Linked DNA regions of Mus musculus: region 2 is linked to region 1. The links are chromatin loops, found by intact Hi-C in ENCODE. Cell type or tissue: gastrocnemius. All regions are shown on one strand. Links, peaks and the distances in the headings refer to the core of each region. The heading gives the core; the rest is flanking DNA.

Region 1 (7,577 bases), core at 1,962-4,461:
AGGTAATATCTGCCATATAATTAGTTATTCTGTAAAACAGACATAATCATTCCCATTTTATAGAGTAGTTTAAAAGATTAAACAGGCTTTTAATGAAGTATCTAACAGTGCTTGACATACAACTAAGCACTTAGTACCCTGAGCCTGTCAATAGCTTTACAATTCCTGCTGAATGACAGCGATTGCTGCAGTGCGAAGGCATGAATCAGAACCAGCAAGCTTAGGTTCAAATTCCCATGATTCTCTGCCACAAGTGAACTTGGGCAAGCATGCATAATCTTGTTCAGTTCAGTATCCATAGCCTCAGAGTCACCATAAGATTCACATGAGACCTTAGCTAGAAAAGTTCTCCAGAAATGTCTTTGCAGGGTGAGAATATGAAGTGTGATCACAAAGGGCAAAAAACTACAGCATCACATGATCACAGCTGGAACTGGAACACAGTGCCTCATGGACACAGCTGGAGCTAGAGCACAGTGTCACATGGACAAAGCTAGAGCTGGAGCACAGTGTCACATGATCACAGCTGGAGCTGGAGCACAGTGTCACATGGACACAGCTGGAGCTAGAGCACAGTGCCACATGGACACAGCTGGAGCTGGAGCACAGTGTCACATGATCACAGCTGGAACTGGAGCTGGAGCACAGTGTCACATGATCACAGCTGGAGCACAGTGCCACATGGACACAGTTAGAGAAGCATCAGCTGGTCACTGAGGAGATGAAACCCATGTCTACCTTCCACTGCCTGGATAAATTCAGCCTGAAGTTTCCCTAAAAGCAGCTTAGAAACTGCACTATTCTTCTCATGGGTACGCCTATGACAGAGGCTTTTGTCCCCAGCACTGGAGCAACGGCTTCCTGAGAGTATCCCTGTCACTGCAGTGTTATAAACAGCTATGATGGACTGGCCAGCAGCCCAGTAGTTTCCAAGATAGGCGAGTCTAGACTTAGGTATGAAGGCCTGAGGAATGCTGGGTATCGAACCTACTGAGAGAACTGTCCAGAGAAGGCCAACAAGGCTAACACTTAGCCCATGTGGGCCCATCTGCACAGATGCCAAGTTCTCAGGTTTGGGAGATGGACAGAGGCAAAAGACAGAAGGCAGGGCACAGTCACCAAGTCTCCACATGAAGCATTTAACACAGTGGCTTCTATAGTGGGTCCCATGGAGACAAACCAATGTGGACGGCCGACTTAGCCCAGGGTAGAAGCCAAGGAGATTTTTGTTAAGAGTTTTTAAAAATGGATCCCAGTGAGAGAAACAGAAAACACTGAGGCTAAAGGATTTATCAGCCCTATCACAACCAGTTGAAACCTTCAGAATAAGCAGCGTTGTTCAGGAAAAGGCCTTCTGTCTCTAGGCAGGACCCTAAAGGAAAGAGCCAAGCTGTATGAGGAGACATGTCTGACTCCTCAGATGCTTTGTGGAATACCAAGGGGAAATCTCTCATAGGTAGCCACAGTGTGCATGGGTTCTTCATTCCTCCTTCTATGTGCCAAAGTGGACATTATCAGCTCTAAGCAAGTGTGGCCGAAGGTCAGTCAGGACCCTTTAACCTGCCCAGTGACAGCAACAAAAAGTGCTACATAAGTGAGTCAGAAAATACTTGGGGAAGCACTACTCAGCTGGATGCATGAAGAGCCACCTACACTGCGACCACTGGAGCTGTCCTGACTTTCAGGACATGCAGAAGCCTGGGTTTTAAAAAGATGAGGGAGCCAGATAAATAAATAAACAGAAATCTCCCAGTGACTCATGGAAGCTATTAGTGAGAAAGTTATGCTCACAATAAAAACTTGATATTCTCCCTTCTCTCGCCTTCCGCCTCCCAGCCCAGAAGACACAAGCCCAAGAGGAAAAGAGGGTTCCAGGGACAGGTGCATGCTGACAGCCCCGTGAGAGCAGGGTGTTCTGTCTGTCACTGGGGAGGACGTTGACGGGGGAGTCATTGTTCCAGTTCTTTTGAGACTTTAATAAACAAGAGAGAGAAATAGCTCTCTTGTCCCAGCCCTGGTTTTATATCTGGTCCCATTTGGTTACGCATTTGGTAGTGAGCAGTTTGCTACACATCCAAGGGTTGCAAGCACCGCGGTCGCAGGCACCGCACAGCCTTTCCATCTACAAAACGTATCATCTGTCTGTGAGGCAGGAGGCCCAGCTGGAAAAAGCCAGTTCTGTGCGTTCAGCTAGAAAGCACCTTCTTGTGCTCGCTGTCAAAATAATTTTGTATTAAACTTCTGGGATATGTGACTAATGTGCTTGGAACCCTTTCGAGCGACTGGCTTATTTATTTAAGGGAGTGGAGGGCTGTGGCTGCAGCTGCTGGGGGTGGCTGGTGACAGAGAGAGAGAGGAGGGGGAAGAGGGCGGGAGAGGAGGACAACCACAAGGGCTTGCACTGGGTCAGATCCTAGGGCTCAGTGCAGCGCCAGGGGCCTTGCTGCCACACTTCATTATAGGAGCATGAGAAGGAGCTGAGCCAGGCAGAACAAGGAAAGGAAAGGCCTGTAAAGTCAGGCAGGCACACTGCCCAGAGGTACAGCTGCGTAACCGTTCCTAAAAAGACTGAAATACACAAAAAAAAAAAGGAAAACAGCATACACACACACACAGAGTAATCTTGCAACAGCCCTTCCCCAAATCCACTGTAACAGCTCTGCACAACTTCTAGAAGAAAGTCCCCAGCATTGTAGGAAGGCCCTGGAAAATTTGTTGATTGGAGGCAAATGCCTCACCCCCATGCCCATGCATTCCAGCCTGCCAGTCCCACGTCCCTCTACAAACCTTCATTCCCCTTCTATACTCTTTGGCTTAATTAGAAACTTCTCTTTCCTTTACCAAACTAACAGGCCACTCTCACTCACACAGAGCGCCCAGGTCTGTCACAGCACTGAAGACTCTGCAGCCAGCCTCCAGGGATGCTCAGCTGTAGAGTGATCACAGCTTCCCCCACCACTGAAAACCTTCCCCAAAAGCCAGTATCCAGAGGGCACACACAGCATGAGGTCCTTACAATGGGCATCCCCAAAAGTTCCCTCAAGGCCTGCATCCACATGCAAACATGTGCCCACAGGTGAGTTTCCTTCTTATATGCTCTTGGGCAAACCTTCAACAGTCAATGTTAAGAAACACAAAGAGCTAAAAAACAGTGCACACTGAAAGGCTATGAAACTAACTCCTGCCAAGCCTCTAACGTCAGCTCTTCAAAACAGTCCTGCTCTCTTCCCTGGAACCGGTTGTACCAGGCAGTGCTCCTCTTCTGGCTGCAACTGGACATGGCAAAGGACTGGCGCATTAACGGGGAGAGAGGATTGCAGCCAATAGGAAACAGATGAGCCAAACGCATACGTGCATCTAACACAACCTTTTTTAACCCAACGATAATTGCAGATTTACATCACCTGCTTATCCTGTGTATATCTGTCTGTCTGTCTATCTGTCTGTCTGTCTGTCTGTGTCTGAATCTCAGCAGCCACTAACTGGAATGAAGCTCAAGGGAAGGAAGAAGGCATGCAAGCCTGGGAAAGTGATCAGGACACAGAAACAACAAGGGAGCTGCCGCCTCAGCTCTGCCTTGCCAACCTCCTTCATTGAGGCATCTATGCAGAATTGTTGGCAAAGGAAGTTTCCAGAAAACCATTTTCACTTTCTCTCCACAAACTCCACCTCCCTACTCCACCTCAGACCCACTTCAGGTCACATTTTATGCCACTTAAGGGAAAAGGTTTCTTGAGGGAACAGCTTTATGGTCCAGAGGATATCCTAGTCTTGTTCCATTTCTCAGATGCCACAGCTCCCCTCTCCTCAGCCTGGCCTTGCTGTCATGACAGTGGTGCTCTTGCCCCAGATCCACCCTCTTCCTGACTCCAAAGCTCCTTACTCCTCTCTTCTCATCTCACGGCTCTCTCATGAACCAATGTTGTCTCCTATCATCATGCCTTCTTCAGAGGAAATCAACACCTACAAAGGGTAGCTCCTTATATTCATTCACTACTTGTCCAAGGACCCCACCACTAAGCCCCATTCCCCAGACACCACCACTAAGCCCCATTCCCCAGACCCCACCACTAAGCCCCACTCCCCAGGACCCAACCACTGAGCCCCATTCCCCAGCCCCTCTTCATACTTTTTATTTTGAGACAGGTTCTCATCAAATTATTCAGGATGACCTTGAACTTGCTCTATAGTCCATGCCGCTCTGAAGTTGCCATCCTCCACCTCTGCCTTGGGGTTACAGACCTGCACTAGCTCCTTCTTTTTCAATGAAGGATCATAAGTACTACTAATATGCACCTTACCTTCTATGGCCCCTAAACCCTAGGAGGACAGAGTGAACACGCCCATCAGAAACTCTGTAGTAATGTCCACAGTGACCCGCACAGACACTACATGCAGACTTCAACTAGCTCAGAGAATTATGAAAAGCTGTCACACAGTAGACACCCCTCACACACAGAGAAGTCTATTAAAGGAATGAACAATATATAAATGAAGATTAAATGCATGAAAATTCATAGCATGGCTAATGAATAGGTAAAACCTAGCAGGCAGAAACCCAGGAAAGCAAATAAGTTCAGAGATGAAGGCCACAGCTGAGAGGGCCAGAAGCCTGGCACAAGGAAAAGTGCTATCAGTCACAGATTAGAAAAGGATTTAAGAAGCTAACAGCAGTTCCTATGCAGTAGATTGTAATCGTCTAAGGCCTATGTGCAGATCAGCTCATCTATACCTTCTTAAAATTTGATTTCCTTTTCACAACTAGGAAAATGGAACCCAGGTGGTGTGGTGTCGCCAGCAGGTAAGATGTGTGTTGGCTCTGGAGAATGCTACTAAAAAAAAAAAAAAAAAAAAACTAGCTCTTATGATTCCTCTGTAGATGTCCTGAGTTTATTAGGAGGCAAGAGTAGAGGTGATTCTGTCCCAGGAGCATCAGGAAGCTAAAGTGCTGGGAGCAGAATAGGATCAGCTTTTAGGAGAATTAACAATTCAGGGTTTATGTTTAAAGCTAACTGGTGGGGGGTTGCAGCCTAAACGGTAAACAGACCCCAGCACCACCCCCTCACCTCCCACAGGCAGAAAACACCCGTGCACTGTTATGCACTTAGTCCAACAGCACATGTGCTAATTTTTTTCTGTGTACACTCAGACTCAGAAATTGGATTTTTTTTTTTTTTTGAATAGTTTGTTCCCATCTGGTTTCCGGGCCAAGGATTCCATGGAATCTGCCATGGGGGAACAGCAAGGCTTCAGCCAGGAGTGAATGCACTCTCAGTCTGGCCAGAACACTCGAGAGGCAGCATTGTACATGTACTGAATAGTCACAAAAATAGCTCAGCTAAAGGACATAGAGAAATAGCCTGCACTCTGAGAACCCCCTCTGCCACTGCTTCTATGACCTAGTAAGGAGGTGTCACTGGAGAATGGGGACTGAGTGGGTCTGGAACGGAGCCCAGCTGCCACTTCCGGTTTTAATGTGGCCTTTGCTGTAAGCTAGAGCTCAGCCTTCTTATTTATGAAATGCGGCTGACTCGCACCCAGCACAATCTTCCCTGCCTGTGTAGACCGTGTGAGTGTGACAAGATGTGTATGAGTGTGTGACTGTGTGAGAATGTGTGTGCATATGTGTATCTAAGCGTGTACGTGTGAGTGTGTGCATGAGTGTATGTATGTGTGTGGATATGTATGTCTGAATGCATGAGCATGTGTGTGAGACTATACGTCTGTGAGTGTGTGTATGTGAGCAAATGTGTTTCTAAGAGTGAGAAGATGTGTTTGAGTGTGTGTGTAAGTATATGTGAGTGAGTGTGTGAGCATGTGTGTGTTTGTATATTTGAGTGTATGCATGTCTGAGCGTGTGACCGTGTCTATGAGTTTGTGAATATGAGTGTGTGTGTGTGTGTGTGTGTGTGTGAACATATGTGTCTGAGTGTGTGAGCATGTGTCTTTGAGTGTGTCTGAGTATATGTGTATATGAGTATAAGTGTATGTGTACGTGTGTGCATGTGTATGTGTGCGTGAGTTTGTGAGTGTTTGTGAGAGTGTGTGAGTGCATCCATGTGAGAGAGTGTGTGGGTGAGAGTGTGTGTGAGGGTGTGTGAGTATATGTATGTGTGAGTGTGTGTGTATGTGTGTGGGGGTCATGTGTGTGTGTGTGTGTGAGTGTATGAGTATGTGTGAGTGTATGTATCTGAGTGTGAGAGCGTGTGCATTTGAATGTGTGAGCCTACTGTATATGAATGTGTGAGTGTATGTGTGTGTGTGTGTGTGTGTGTGCATATAACTATGTGGACATGTATTTGTGAGTGTGTGGGATGTGTGTATGTGAGTGTGGGGACATATGTGCATATGAATGGGTGAGCATATGTGTATCTCAGTGTGTTGGTGTGTTTGAGTGCATGTGCATGTGTATAAGTGAATACACATGTGTATATGAGTGTATATAAGTGTGTGACTATGTGTGTATGTGAGTGTGTGTAGTAAGTATGTGAGAGGTTGTGTGTCTGTGTGTGTACACATGTCTCTTTAGTTTGGGATTCTTTAACAATGTAGCACACCGGCCCCTTTGTCCTTAGTGTATGTGCTTCCCTTGCTTAGGAGCCTCAAGAGGGCAGGACAAACAGACAGCAGAACAAACAGACAGCACACTTTTTTGGTCTCAGCACACAGTGCAGTACCTGCCAGCTTCTAATATTAATTGGCATTTCCTAAATGAAGAGGAATCATTTCGGTGGCAACTCTACATAATATTCAACTGCAACCAAACTATTGGTTTGTCATGAATCTATAAAGGATTTTAAATATTACCAGACCTTAAGAAAACTATATCCTAAATCTGGGGTAAAATAGTAGCCATTAAAAAGATGAAATAAGGCAGACAAACAGATGGATGGATGAATTATAAACACATACATACACAAATAATACACATATACATACATACATACATATACACACTCACACACACACATACGAACAGGGAGGGAGAGAAGCCCTATTTTTTTTCAAGTGCCAGGCATGGTAACAGGTAAAAGTCAAAGGAGTAATGACAGGACTGAGGCAGGAGGATCACTTTAGAACAGGAATTGAACACCCACGTGGGTAAGCCCCTGTCTAAGCAGGGAGGGGCTTGTAAGGAGAAGGAGAGAGGGCAGCAGGAAGGCAAGAGTGGGAAGGAGATGGGAGGACAGAGGGTAAGAGTATTATATATGTGCAAGAAATTCTCAAAAAGAATATTCATGATGTATATATGATCTTCTATGACACAAGGGCCACTGAGTACCCATTAGAGCTGCTCCTGGAGTCATCTAGTTCTGAGACCGGTACCCTCATTTCAGCCTATCCAACAAGTGATTACTTGAACTCCTAAGTCCTTCTCCCAGCTCATCACTAATTCTTAGAATCATTTCTTCATTCTTGACCCAGTCTCACTGCAGACATCCCCAAATCTTCCTTCTCTCATGCCCTGCCTGACTGTACGTTAGGACCTCTCTCTCCATACTGCCAAGAAGAGGACCTTGGATGGCTGGCCACACCTCACCAACCGCGCCTCTACCTTACCCCTGCAAGAGCAACTT
Region 2 (7,577 bases), core at 1,842-4,341, 400 kb before region 1:
AGTCAACTGCTGGATTCAGCTACAGTTCCCTTTCAGAATTTGTTTGCTTTTTCCTTTTGGACAGGGTTTCCCTATGTAATCAAGAGTGGCCATGAACTTGCAACATACCTACTTCAGCCTCCCAAGATGTAGGACTAAACTGGTGTACCATATGTATTTTCCTTTTAGATTTTGATTTGATAAATGTTTTTCTAAATATTTTATGGATATCGGGAAAATAAATTTCTTTATTATACAGTCAATGTATCTTTTAAAAAAAATTTTTAAATTAATTATTATATGTGTGTACACTGTAGCTGTCTTCAGACACTCCAGAAGAGGGCATCAGATTTTTGTTGTGGATGGTTGTGAGCCACCATGTGGTTGCTGGGATTTGAATTCAGGACCTTACGAAGAGCAGTCGGTGCTCTTAACTGCTGAGCCATCTCACCAGCCCCACACTCAATGTATCTTGACTCAATCAATCTTATTAATTGTATTATCCAACTCCTGTAATTAATTGGTCAAAGACAGAAAGAAATGTGCTTTCTAAAGAACAGGTGTCTTCATTTTGCCACATCATTCATCAGGATTGCTTGCTATATATTTCAGTGCAGTGAGACTTTGTTTTGTTTTATTTTTGGGTTTTTCAAGACAGGGTTTCTCTGTGTAGCGATACTTACAGAAGGGGAAGAAGTCTGATCCTTCCTGCAATACGGGAGGCTTGCGAATAACATCATGTCCGCTGGTTAATCTGGTAGTTTTGTCATAAATTGTATTTTGCTTTTCATATTATAGGATATTGATATTTGACTTTGTAAAATATTCTCTTGAAATACTATAACTTGAATATAACTATCAGAATTTGCTAATTTATCTTTGCTTATTTTTCTATTTTTTTGTTTCCCTCCTTTTCATGTTTCCTTGTTTGTTTCCTGCCTTACAAATGGTAGGCAAGTGGATTACCACTGAGCACGATCCTATATCCCATTTTTTTTTTCTCATCAGCTAGTAGTTTTACTGGCTCTTTGTTTACCACAGTTTCATCTGACCTTGGAATGTTCTCATTAATGTGTTTATCTAACAAAATAGTTCTTTTGGAGTCACTCTTCAGAAAGGGTATATATTATTTATGAATGTCCATGGAATATTTCTGTACAAAACAAAGTTTGACACACTATTAGACAACTAAGCAAGTAGCTAATTAGGAAGTAAGGTGAGAGTACTCGGCATGTGTCACCAACATCAGAGGCTATTACAGCCCCATGGTTATGACCACGCAAACAATCACAGAGGCAGAAGATGCACATTCAGCACACTGCAGATACGGCATGGGAGAATTGGATATGTTTCTTTTTCTAGTCTTCTAATGACTGTATATTAAAAGATATTAATTTTTAAAAGAATCGCTACCATTAAAAAGACAATTTTGATCCCAACATTTCTCTAAAATAAGACAAGGTTATATATCCCTAAATCCAGCTTGAATTAAATCTAAAAAATGAACAAACAAATCCACAAAAATCCCAGACCCCACCTAGAGAAGGCAATAGAGAAAAACCAGTCATTTAGGTTTTCCTTCCTTCCTTCATTAAAAAAAAGAACAACAAAATAAAATATAAGATAAAAACAAAGCTCATCACACCAGAGTTGTACAAGTCTCAGTTTCTTGCTACTGGAAATGACAGTAAAAGGAGCAGAACCAATATCTCCACGGCTCCTTTCAGACCAACAGACAAAGAAAACCACTAAAAAATACACTTATACTATTGGGCAGATGGCATTTATCACTATGACTACACTTAACTCTAAACATAAATGCATTCTTTTTGTTTTGAGACTCCATGATTTGTAGATACTGAAGGGAAGACCAGGTGTCATGGCTTTTTACCCGTTGTCTATAATGCTAGAAGGCACAATTCAGTCAGTGGTTGCTATCAAATGAAATCTTGGGACCAGAAAGCTTCTGTGACTTTAAAGTGAGTGGCCAGTTACTGGCAGCATTCTGGTGTTTTCAAAAGGATGAATGTAAGTTTTCAGGGTAACAGCATGGTAAATAAATAAAGCGAATAAAATAAATAAGATAAATAAATAAAATAACAAATAAGGACACCAGGTCAGAAGAAAGCTTTCTGGTTTTCATTTTGCCTTTTCCTTTGACCATATCAAAGCCTCATTTGTAACCAGGCCTAATACTCTCCCCTTGCCTATCACAGCTCCAACAGACATGGTGTGCCATATGGAAGGTCAGGAATGAGGGTGATTACACCCAGGTTCATACACTCAACCTCATTGGAGAGTGTTTTTTAAAACAATGTTTCTCATTCTCGAACCCTTTTCCTTATTGGGAGAGTGCTGGTGGGGTGACAGTAAGACAGCAGGAATGGATGTGTTTAAGTGTGTAGGTGGTGTGTGCAGTAGGAGACCGAGGGAGGCAGAAGCAGCATCATGCTGATGAGAGCAGAGGTGGGCGATTAGGGAGAGCAATGCTCATGTGGATTTTTCAGACTCTGTCCCAACTCTTTGGTTCCTTTTCCAACACCCACGCAGGGCCCTGCTTTTAAAACATTCCATTAGGACAAACGTTAGTACATAAAAGGACAGCTTTCCTGCAGAGGTACAAGAAAACTACATCTTAATGGAGTTGAAAATCTAGACTGCTTTAACTTCACCATTTAGTGCCATAAGAGAGCAAAAGGCTGCTAATGTGCTGGTTATTAATGTGCCAGGTTCTGGTACTTTCAAGTTAGTCTCCCAGGAGACTGGCTTGCTACTTTCAGAGGTCTGCTAGTCAGTAGGATATCAATTCTAATAAAAATGCCTGCCTCTCTTTTCCAGCTACTCTGTCCAAAAGCCCTGACCCAGTGGAGGATCCTGGATCACCGTTTCATAAACAGACTCTGCCTGAGGACGTCTGATGTGTATGTCCCAAGGCCTAGGCTCCTTTACACTGCCAAGAAGAAAGCAAGTGCTCCTTTGTTACATTAACACTCAGAAGGAAGCTTGCCTCAACCAGAGAAGTTTCAAACAAGCTGAAGGCCTTGTTGATGCCCTTCATACCTAAAACCACAAATGACTGTAAGCAAAGCACTCATCTCCCATGTACCCTGTGTTCCTCCTATCAAGCCAATTACTTTCAATATTTCTATAGCAACAGCAGCTGAAACATGCCCATTGTGGGCTACAGCTTCTCCATCGTATCACAATAAGGTCACTCAGCAGATTAATCCAATAGTTTCATGATACAAAAATAACACACTTGCTCATTCCTTATCTATGACATTAGGGAATTTTAACTTTATAAACAAAAACACCCTGGTACTTGGAGGCAAATGATGTACCCAACATTATAACCAGACAGATAGGACCAAGGTAGATAGATTCTATTTAAATCATTTTACTTCCTAATAAACTTAAGTGCTCTTAATTTTAATCTTTTTATTTATTCAAAACTATAAGCATAATCGAAACGAGTCATTTACAAGATCATTTACTACTACTGATATAAGCATCAGTTAAAATAACTAGGACATAATATACTTATTACATTGACCCAGATGAATCTAAATAAATCTAACAGGGAATAACATATCGTTTAATATATGAACTCACTGATTGCAACAGGCTTGTCAACCAGAAACAGTTTTCTAAAGAAATATTTTAAAGTGTTAGGTGTGGTGGTATATTCTATGAAACTGGGGCAGGAGGATCACGTGTTCTAGGTCAAAACTAAGAACAGCAGGCAATGTCCTAGAATTACTGATGTTGATAATTTGAGTTGATAATTGTGATGGTTTGAATATGCTTGGCCCAAGGAGTGGCACTATTCAGGAGGTGTGGCCTTGTTGGAGGAAGTGTATCAGTGTGGGGTGGGCTTTGAAACCCCCCTCCTAGCCATGTGTGAGACAGTCCCCTCATGTTTGCCTTCAGAACAAGATGTAGAATTCTCAGCTCCTTCCCCAGTGTCATGCCTGCCTGGATGCCACCATGCTTCCCACCATGATGATAATGGACTGCACCTCTGAAAGTGTAAGCCAGCCCCAATTAAATGTCCTTTATAAGAGTGGGCTTGGTCATGGTGTCATTTTATAGCAATGGAAACCCTAAGCAAAACAATAAACTACATTTTAAAAATTATGTTACTTTTAAATTTTAATTTAATTGTAAATTTAGTTTATTTTACTTTTATTTTAAAAGTATTTTATTTATTTTTTATTTTATTTTTATTTTATTGTACTTTATTTTAAATAAAGATATAAAATTTTCACTCAATTTTCTTTAAGCATAATATAATGATAAAGGAATGGAAAATATACTTTTGCTTTAAAAGGTAGTTCATAAACATACTATAAATCTAAGTAGATGAGAGGCTAAAAGTGAAGATTGCCACTGAAGTATGGTGTGCATATATTCATATCAGGTACTTGACAGAAAACAGGTAAAATACATGTGAAGAGAGCTATACCACCACACTGAATCAAATCTGTTTAACTGTAGATGCAGATACACAAAGAATAAGAGCTCAAGAGACCATAGGAAAGAACTAATGTGATTAACCAAATATGATGAGATTACTGGGCACTGAATGTCAGGGTATACAATATTACATTTAGATATGATTTTAGGCTTATCAATAACCAATTCAGAAGGAAATTTAAGTTTTGTTTTACAGGTGGGAGGCCTTACTCCTGGATCAATAGTCAAGCATGAGTGGTTGGTGCTTACAGAGAAATAATTAACTAAGCCATTGCCTTTGCTATTCTTATTATATCTTATTCCATCAATTAAGTAACAACAAACCAAACACAAGAACAGAAAGAAAAGAGTCCCATGGACTGGCACCCAGGGACTTGCTTGTCTTGTCTTATTCACAATGTCTTTGGGACACCTGTGTCGAGCCGTGTGATACGAAGCTGGATCCCACGAGCAGGGTCTTCTGCTCTAGAACTTTAGCTCCTGGAGAGACAAGCAATCCTAGCACCGCCTGTACTAAGTCCACCTGCCATGCAGCTTGTTCTAATTCACACTCTCTGTTTCCCTCTGAAGTTCTGATGCAGCTTATCAGAACTGTGAAAGTTTAGAAGGAGTTGGAAGTGCCGATACCTCGGTCAAGGGCACGAGGTCCAGGCTGCATCCTGGAATCGATTCTGAACAGAGAGGGCCTTTAGGTAAAATGGAACTGAAGTCTGAGAAGATTTCAACCTTTCTGGGTAGCTATGAAAGGAGGCCATTAAGTCAAGGACCTCAATGACAGGGTCTTATGAGGGGGAGAAAACACAGAAAGGATAGTAAGGTTCTCTATTATTTGAATTCACTCAGCTCTTCCATGTGTATGATTAAATATTTCCCACATACTCTGCGTTGCTTGAAGTGCAGAGTGCTATGACACACAACCTGAACAGAGGGAGCCAGCGACTTAAGCAATCTCAAGGATCATATAATAGAGTCTGGATAATAGAATCTGCCACACTATAGAAAATGACTAAAAACATGAAACTGAAGCTTTGTTGTGCACCGAGGTAAGCAAACATTAACAAAAAAATGGAAGATAGGTATATCCAAGAAGCAAACCAGCTTCCTTGAGCTAAGTGAGTCTGAGTCTCACTGCACACATACGGAATGGTGAACAGGTCCCCAAACCTAACTACTAAGTACAGATGCAACATTTGTAGAATAGCTTTTCCTCAGTAGACTAAGGGTGCTTACAAGGGTTGCCTCATTTCATCCTCAGGGAGCTGATGGAAAAATATCCCATTATGTCCAGTATATAGATGAGAAAGAAAAACCAGGGCTTGGAAAGAGCAAGTAACTTGCCCACGACAGAAAGCTTTGACTGAATTCTATTCAAACTCACGTTCTTTGCATGCTGCTACAGTTTCCCAGTATTTTATGTAAGACCTTTGCTTACAAAGCATAAAAATAAACAGCTTAAGATGCCTTCCACAGAAGCATTGTTACAGTAGCAATGATCAGTGGCACAGTAAAAAGGGACCAAACAGGAGCTATAAAAAGGTTACTGCTCCCTGCTAGACGAGAGCTAGATGGCTGGACGAGGCTTTGCTGACTTGGCTGCCAAAACTTGCAGCAATAAACGATTGCACAAGGCTGTCCTGAGTCGCTAGAAAGTGCAGCCCACTTAAAAGAGGTCAGAATTATAAAAGGCCTTCCTCTTTTCAACAATGATTTCACAGGGTGGTACTTGAAGAGTAGAATGATGTAAGAGGTGAGGTTTTGCTGACTAGACTTTTTCTTATTGTAGATGCTGCTGCTTCCAGATAGACAGGGCACTGCTATGCTTATCGTTACAGTCTGAACAGCTAGTGACATGCAGCACTGCCCAAGTCGCAGGACAAGGAAGAAATGTGACTCTGACTGATGGTAACCAGAAGCCACCCTACGCCTGTGTCTCTAGTCTCACTTCTAAAGAGAGCAGTTAGGCGAGTGACCTGAAAACAGTTCCTTTCTCTCCCACCTGCTTTAGCTGATGGGATTATAATGCTGCCACATGTGTTTAAGTTGTTCCTGGAAGGAAAACAAAGTAAGATGGAAACCAAGAGATGAAACGTAGAAATGTCAGTCGTGGAGAACTGTTCTTTGTGCCACACATCCTTGGGTTTCAATGAACTTGAGTTTTCAGAATTTTGTTACCAACTGTGCTGGCTTAATTTTATGTTAACTTGAGACAAGCTGGAGTCACTGGAAAGGAGGGAACGTCAATGAAGAAAGCGCCATCATAGATCTGGCTGTAGGCAAGTCTGTAAGGCATTTTCTTCATTAGTGGTCAATGGGGAAGAGCTCAGCTCATCCTTGGGCTGGTGGTCCTATGTTCTATAGTAAATCAGGCTGAGGGAGCCATGGAGAGCAAGCCACCAAGCAGCATCCTTCTATGGCCTTTCCCTCATTTTCATCAGTGATGGACTGCTACCTGGAAGTATGAACTGTTTCCTAAAAAAGCTGCCTTTGATCATGGTTTTTCATCACAGTAGCAGTAATACTAAGACATCAACCAAGGCAGAAATTCCAATAAAATTAAACTCTGGAGATCTACAAATTTCTGAGTCCCTTATTCTCAAGGTTTCTTTGCTGTTGAAATGCCTTGACAGAGGGTGCAACTGTGACTAATTTTTAGGTTTGTAAAAAGTACTACTTTTCCATGGATATGTTCAACAGATAGATCAAAACCAGAATGACAGTAAAGGAATTTACTTTGGGTATAAAGTTTTCTTATTAAGTAATCTACTCTATCAGAAGGTAGCTAAATAGATTAAATAGCCATATAAAATGCTAAGGAAATGTTATTTATTTTTAGTCACTAAGTTTTGCTATTCAAAAATAGCTTTGTTCTTTAAAACAGAAAACCATTTCTAGCTCAGTCAGAATTAGAATGCAATTCTCTTTAATACTTTATAATAAAGAGTTTCTCTACACCATAGACAACCTGGGGGATTAGGGAGGTAAAATGATTCTGCAGAGATAATTAGTCCAGAAGTTTAGAAGGCCATTGACAAATTCTGCCACCTGCTAAGTCTTTCCTAAAATACTGAGATTTCAAATGCATGATAAGACTGTATGACTCTGAGAACAGGAATCCTTCATAT

Evidence for each region. A loop is a pair of places that touch in the nucleus more often than their neighbours do. Peaks named below come from ENCODE experiments on the same cell type or tissue, not always from the same donor. Only the 100,000 strongest peaks of a DNase experiment are listed, where the experiment ranks them.
Region 2: a loop joins it to region 1, with 2.1 times the contacts of the local background. A loop is called at or near these places in 2 of 42 quality-filtered maps.

The regions. Positions count from the first base shown.
Region 1 is chr16:24,485,733-24,493,309 of GRCm38, reverse strand. All of the region lies in intron 3 of Lpp (LIM domain containing preferred translocation partner in lipoma), which reads right to left. Among named protein-coding and RNA genes, the nearest start is that of Gm24440, 83 kb to the right of the region's middle. In gastrocnemius, for the core only: no CTCF peak of the experiment used is centred there; DNase peaks (open chromatin) are centred at 2,145, 2,396, 2,978 and 3,266; H3K4me3 peaks cover 354 bases; H3K27ac peaks cover 2,500 bases.
Region 2 is chr16:24,890,230-24,897,806 of GRCm38, reverse strand. The region is part of intron 10 of Lpp (LIM domain containing preferred translocation partner in lipoma); the gene reads right to left. Among named protein-coding and RNA genes, the nearest start is that of Gm22672, 9.8 kb to the right of the region's middle. In gastrocnemius, for the core only: no CTCF peak of the experiment used is centred there; no DNase peak of the experiment used is centred there; H3K27ac peaks cover 2,177 bases.